Linked DNA regions of Homo sapiens: region 2 is linked to region 1. Evidence: chromatin contacts called from ENCODE Hi-C data. All regions are on one chromosome and are shown on one strand. Each heading gives the region's core, a stretch centred on a gene start or an enhancer-like site at or near the end of the contact. The rest is flanking DNA. Distances are from core to core; before and after follow the strand shown. Region 1 holds the start of ZDHHC24 (zDHHC palmitoyltransferase 24). Region 2 holds the start of CORO1B (coronin 1B).

Region 1 (3,209 bases), core at 3-2,502:
CAGAAACTCTCTTGTCATTTTAAACCCCTCTTGAGGGCTCCCAGCCCTCTCCTCCAGCCCTGGGGACAGCAGGCAGCTGATGGGCAGAGCCTGGGCTGGGGATTAGCACTCTAGGTTAAAGACAAGCTCTGCCCCTGCACTGCTGAGATGCCCAGGACAAACAGCCCGGCCTCTCAGGCCTCGGTTTTGCTGTCAGGAAATGGGCGAGCACTCACTTTCCGCTGCTGCTTCTCCCAGGCCGGGTCCAGCAGCAGGTCGCGGTCCCAGTCCTCCTCCTGTTCCATGTACTCGCCGCCCCCGCCGCCGCCCGCAAAGCGCCCCTCCCCGGCCCCCAGACCCTCGGGCTGCATAACCATCATCATCTCGATCGGGCTCCTGGCTTCGCTCCGCTCGGCACGCTCTCGGACACCCGGGCCCCATTAAGTAGGGCCCAGCCCAGCCCCAGATCGAATTCGCACTAAATATGGGGGAGGAGGGAGGGGCCGGATGGGGGTGAAGGAGCTCGGGTTGGACCTGGCAAGGGGTTGTCCTGAAGCCGGGAACTGCGGGACTCGGGGGCGCCGGGGTGGATCTCGCGGCGGAGATCCTGGGTTTGCATTCCTGCTCCGCTGCTGGGGCGCTGTGTGACCTTGAGAAATCCACGGGACCTCTCTGAGTCTGTTTACTCCTCTCCACAATAGAAAGGCCGATAATAATAGTGGCCGCGGGCCGCTCTAGAGGCTGCCCTCTGGAGCTCCTCGTGAGCCTCTTCCAGCACCTCGCTGGTGGGACACAGAGCCCTATCCCCATTTCACAGTCAGGAACACAGAGGCGCCGAGCTGTTTTGCATGTTTTCTGGGGTGATGGAGACACCCGGGCATGGGGAACGGCTCTGAGCCAGCTGGATGGGCTGCGGCAGGGCTATTAATATCGGGGCGGCTGTGGGGAGTAGGGGAGAATGTGCTGAGCCGGGAAACCCCGACACCACCCCGGCTGCAACTCAATCCCCCGGGCACTCCTGGCCCCCGCGCCAGCGGGCGGGGCTCCGACGGGATGGGAGGAGCCTCCAGGGTGGGCGGGTCAATCACTCCGCGGCGTTATCCGGGCTCCAGCGCCGCGGGATTCCGAGCGCCTCCACTGCTGGTCCGTTGGCCAGATCAACTCGCCGCGTGGGCCGGCCGTTCCCTGAGAGTCTGAGCGCTCGCCGCACCCCCTTCCGAGCTTCTATTGGCCGTAGCAGACGTCCGTCTGCCGCTATCTCCGCCCCAATACGGAAGCGGCCTAGTCCTCCGGCTCCGACAGCTGGGTGTCCAGGCCATGGGGCAGCCCTGGGCGGCTGGGAGCACGGACGGGGCGCCCGCGCAGCTGCCTCTCGTGCTCACCGCGCTGTGGGCCGCGGCCGTGGGCCTGGAGCTGGCTTACGTGCTGGTGCTCGGTCCCGGGCCGCCGCCGCTGGGACCCCTGGCCCGGGCCTTGCAGCTGGCGCTGGCCGCCTTCCAGCTGCTCAACCTGCTGGGCAACGTGGGGCTCTTCCTGCGCTCGGATCCCAGCATCCGTGGCGTGATGCTGGCCGGCCGCGGTCTGGGCCAGGGCTGGGCGTGAGTGGGGTGCGGGATCGGGCGGGGAGAAGTGGGAGCCTTGGACAGGGGGGAGGGGCCCCAAGACCTGAGATGTTAGAACCGGGTTACATTAGGATCCAGGTTGTTAGAATCAGACATTTTTTTAGAACCTGGGATGGAAGAGCTAGAATTGAGTGTTATTTATTTACTCGCAAATACTTATTGGGAGCCTACTAGGTGCAAGGTTTTGTTACAGGGACGAAGGGTACAATAGAACAAATTCCTGATTTGAGGGGGGTGCAGATGAGAAACTAGAGGAATAATAAGCAAATCATATAGAATGCTAGAAGGTGATAGTAGTTTGGAAACAAGAAGTAGAGCAGGGTAAAGGGGTTGCAAGTTTCAATATTAAATAGGTGGTTAGGCCGGGTGCGTTGGCTCACATCTGTAATCCCAGCACTTTGGGAGGCCGAGGCCGGCGGATCACTTAAGGTCAGAAGTTTACCAGCCTAGCCAACGTGGTGAAACCCCGTCTCTACTAAAAATATAAAAAAATTAGTCGGGCATGGCGGCACGTGCCTGTAATCTCAGCTACTGGGGAGGCTGAGGCAAGAGAATTGTTTGAACCTGGGAGGCGGAGGTTGCAGTGAGCCGAGATCGAGCCACTGCACTCCAGCCTGGGTGACAGAGCAAGACTCCCTCCGTCTCAAATAAATAAATACATAAATAAACAGGTGGTAAATTCTCATCACAAAAATATGAGTGTTTGAGGTAATGGCTATCCTAATTAGCTTGATTTATTCCAAGCTGTACTGATAAATCATAACATCACTTGGTATCCCATAAGTATATACAACTGGAATTTGTCAATTTATAATTAGAAAAAAAAATTACACCAGGTACAGGCTCTACACACACATTTTATGCCAGGCAGAGGCTTTTGCTGAGACTGAGGCTGTAGTGTGCTATGATCACACCTGTGAACAACCACTACACTCCAGCCTGGGTAATGTAGCGAGACTCTGTCCCTAAAAATTTTTTTTAATTAATTTTTAAAATAATATACATAAATGTGTGGTCAAGGTAGACCTCATAGAGAAGGAGGCATTTGAGCAAAAAACTTGGAGGGCGTGGGGGGCGGTTAGCCATGTGGGAATCTGAGGGAAAGGTGTTCCAGGCAGAGGTAACAAGTGGTGCAAAGGCTCTGAGGCAGTTGTGTACCCAGCATGTATGTTCCCAGAACAGCAAGAAGGCCAGTGTGGCTGGAGTGCAGTAAGAGAGGGGAAGAGATGTCACAGATAGAAGGATGTTGTAGGACACTGAAGGCTTTGCTTTTTACTAGAAATAAATTGGAGAACCACAGGAGGGTTTTAAGCAGAGGAGGGTCAGTTTGGTTGCTGGGGTGAGACCGTACGAGGTGGGGCAAAGGTGGAATCGGAGACCAGTCAAGAGGCTATTGCAGTAATCCAGAGAGTTCCTAGTGACCTGGACAAAGGGGTGACCGTGGAGGAAGGGAGGGATTTGCTGCTGGATGTCAGTGGCTTGAGAGAGGTCTCAGGACTGGGGATGTTAGGGCTGGAAGAGACCTCAGACCTGTAGTGCTAGAACTAGAAGGGCCTGGGACATCTTGTTTAGCCTGCATTTACTTGTAAAGAAATTGAGGCTTAGCCA
Region 2 (3,304 bases), core at 685-3,184, 900 kb before region 1:
ATGGGGATTGCATCCGGCTGGATGACCTCAGGCAGGCACCGCACCTCTCTGTGCCTGTTTCCTCAATGGGGTGTGGCAATGGGAATGAGATGGGAGACAAGCCCGAGGTCACCCTCAGACACACAGTGGGGGCCTCTTTTAGCCAGAGACAAGGCTCCTGTGACCTCTGCTCTTCCCCCGCTTCGTCCTCCATCCATCTCTTTCTGGGAAAGGGAGGGTGCCATCGGTCAGCCAGGGCAGTGGATGCTCAAGGAAAGAATAAGGGAAGTAGCCGGTGCCCCAGAGCCGCTGGCCTAAGGGAACGGGGGTACATTCCACCTGTGGAACGGGATGGGGTGGGTCTGGAGAGGCCAGTCTGGGCTCCTTGTCACAGGCGCTGGCTAGAGAAAGAGAGAGGCCTGTGAATGGATCTCCAGGCCTTCGAGGGAGATGGTGGAGAAAAGAAGGCAAGGTGCAAGGGACTCACTGGCCATGGCCCCCTTTCAAATTGTAATAAGAAAGCTCAGCAGAATGCACAGGTGTTTACCCTGAAAAATGGGACTCCTGGGTCTTCCACTCGCTCCATAAACACTGCTATTTTCTGGATGGGCACGGTGGCTCACAACTGTAATCCCAGCACTCTGGGAGGCTAAGGCAGGAGGATTGCTTGAGCCCGGGAGTTCAAGAGCAGCCTGGCCAACATGGTGAAACCCTATCTCTACTAAAAATACAAAAAAAATAGCAGGGTATGGTAGCAGGCACCTGTAATCCCAGCGAATTGGGAGGCTGAGGCAGGAGAATTGCTTGAACACGGGAGGCAGAAGTTGCAGTGAGCCGAGATCGCGCCATTGCACTATAGGCTGGGAGACAGAGCGAGACTCCATCTCAAAACAAAACAAAAAACACACCAGCCTGGGCGACAGAGCAAGAGACCCCATCTCTACAAAAAGTAAAAGAAAAATTAGCCAGGCGTGGTGGTGTGTGTCTGTAGTCCCAGCTACTTGGGAGGCTGAGGCAGGAGGATCCCTTGAGCCTAGGAGGTCGAGCCTGTAGTGAGCCATGATCATGGCACTACATTCTAGCCCGGTAGTGACAGACCTTGCCTCAAAAAAAAAAAAAAAAACCACCCCAACACCTGCTGTTGTTTTCTTTACATTGTTAACCAAGAGCATGAAATTTAGGCCGGGCATGGTGTCTCACGCCTGTAATCCCAGCACTTTGGGAGGCCGAGGCGGGCGGATCACGAGGTCGGGAAATCGAGACCATCCTGGCTAACATGGTGAAACCCCGTCTCTACTAAACATACAAAAAATTAGCCGGGCGTGGTAGTATAAGCCTGTAGTCCCAGCTACTGGGGTGAATTTCTTGAACCTGGGAGGGCGGAGGTTGCAGTGGGCCGAGATCGCGCCACTGCACTCCAGCCTGGGTGACAAAAACTCCGTCTCAAAAAAAAAAAAAAAAAAAAAAAAAGAGCATTAACTTTGATAACTTAAAAAGAGTCACGTGAACATATCCACTGTCCGTGTAGATTCTACATTTATTTGTTGGGGGCGGTAATGGGGCCCCTTGGAGGTGTGCGTTCCGTCGGGGGCCGGGAAGGCGGGGCCTCACCCAATCCTGGAGACTCCTGCGGATGCCATTATGAGGAGCAAGAACGCGAAGGGGCCTCGGGTCCGCTGTAAGGCTGCACCCGCACCTGCGGCGCCTCTGCGGCGGCCGCCGTCGGCCCTGCCCCGCCCCGCCCCCTTCTTCCGGAGGAGCTGCGGTGGGGGCGCTCCACCGGGTCCTAGGAAAGGGGCTCTCTCTGGCCCCGTCCCCGGCGGCCCCGCTCCCGGCCCCCCGGCGCCGCTCAGCCTCCCGCCCAGCCCCTCCGCGCGTGACCTCGGCCCCGCCCCCGCGAGCCCCTGCCCCGCCCCCGCTCCGGGTCCCTCTGTCACTTCCTGAATCCTGCTTCCTGCTTCCCAGAGGCCGGGATCCGGAGCCGCCCGAAGCCGGTGCCGCAGCCCCCTGCGCCCCCGGTGCCCCCGGTGAGCGCGGCAGGGCCGGGGCTAGGGGCGCGGGCTGGGGGCTGGGCGGGGCTGCAGGGGCCGGGCTGAGGGGGCTGAGGGGGGATCGCGGGTCCCAGGAGCCTTTCGCCTCCCCTCTACCCCACTCAGTCCCACTCCCCTTGGCCGCCCAGCCTCTCCTCTCCTGGGCGGAGGTCCCTGGAAGTTGGGCTCCTGGTTCACCCTGGACCCCGATTCGAGGCCGCTCTGGGTTGCTTCGCGGCCCACAGCTGCGTCCCGACCCCGTCCCTTCCTGGGGGCCATGCCGGGGCTCCCTGGACATTCCCTGGGACTCAGAACTGGGCACTCACTCGGCCCCACAGTAGAGAGACTTTTCCTGCTTCCTCTCTCCTTCTTCCCCATTACCTAGCCTCCAAATCTCTGGGAGCAGGAAGGAGGCTGCTCCCGACTGGCTGGGACCTACAGTAGAGCTGAGAGCTCTCCAACCCCGGCACCTCCCACCTCCTGCCCCCGACACACACCAGAGCCAGGGAGGGGCCCTGCGTCCTGCAAAGCCCCTCAGGACTCAGCAGTGGTCAGGGCCGGAGCATTTACCTCTCAGATCACTGCCTGCGGGGTGACAGGCGGCCAGGCTCTGCACCTGTGACCCCATTCTGTAACTGGGTAAACCGAGACCCAGGAGGGTTACGGTGGCCTGGCCCCCGGTTGCATCCTCCCGGCTCACCTTCAGCAGCCTGGGGAGGGCTGGAGTTGTTGGGATGGGCCGGACTGACCCAGGCCTCTCTGTCCCGCAGACATGTCCTTCCGCAAAGTGGTCCGGCAGAGCAAATTCCGGCATGTGTTCGGGCAGCCGGTCAAGAACGACCAGTGCTATGAGGACATTCGCGTGTCCCGTGTTACCTGGGACAGCACCTTCTGCGCCGTCAACCCCAAGTTCCTGGCGGTGATTGTGGAGGCCAGTGGAGGGGGTGCCTTTCTGGTGCTCCCCCTAAGCAAGGTGGGTCCTGTCAGGGTTGGGGGAAGAGGAGGCACCTCGGCCACCCCTACTGGGCCTTTCTGCACACCTTGAATCCCTCATCTTGCCGTTTCTCACACTGCTGGGCAGGTGTTATAACCCAGATTTATCGCCCCAAGTGTTAGCACAGATGGAAAGTAGCCTGTTGCCATAGAGGCAGGGTTAGAGGCAGCAAACATTTCCTGCTCACCTGGCAAGTGGGGCACAGTCACATCTGGGCCACCTGTGAGCCGGGACGTGCATGTCATTCCCACTCCATGGAGGGGAAGACCAAGGCTTCGGGAGGGATGGAGCCCACTGACTG

Evidence for each region. A loop is a pair of places that touch in the nucleus more often than their neighbours do.
Region 2: a loop to region 1 is called in a map of heart right ventricle, with 5 times the contacts of the local background. The contact joins the promoter of CORO1B here to the promoter of ZDHHC24 in region 1. A Hi-C loop is called at or near these places in 1 of 168 maps with a recorded cell type or tissue (heart right ventricle).

The regions. Positions count from the first base shown.
Region 1 is chr11:66,544,091-66,547,299 of GRCh38, reverse strand. ZDHHC24 (zDHHC palmitoyltransferase 24) reads left to right here and starts at 1,252. Exons shown (of 3, transcript NM_207340.3): 1 at 1,252-1,577. The coding sequence starts at 1,297. It overlaps ACTN3 (actinin alpha 3), which reads right to left and starts at 397. Exons shown (of 21, transcript NM_001104.4): 1 at 216-397. The coding sequence starts at 362. RefSeq lists enhancers at 650-699, 770-829, 1,978-2,087 and silencers at 950-1,079, 1,260-1,499.
Region 2 is chr11:67,442,106-67,445,409 of GRCh38, reverse strand. It overlaps CORO1B (coronin 1B), which reads left to right and starts at 1,934. Exons shown (of 11, transcript NM_020441.3): 1 at 1,934-2,006; 2 at 2,780-2,982. The coding sequence starts at 2,782. RefSeq lists enhancers at 1,439-1,538, 1,199-2,038, 2,879-3,304 and silencers at 1,669-1,928, 1,969-2,018.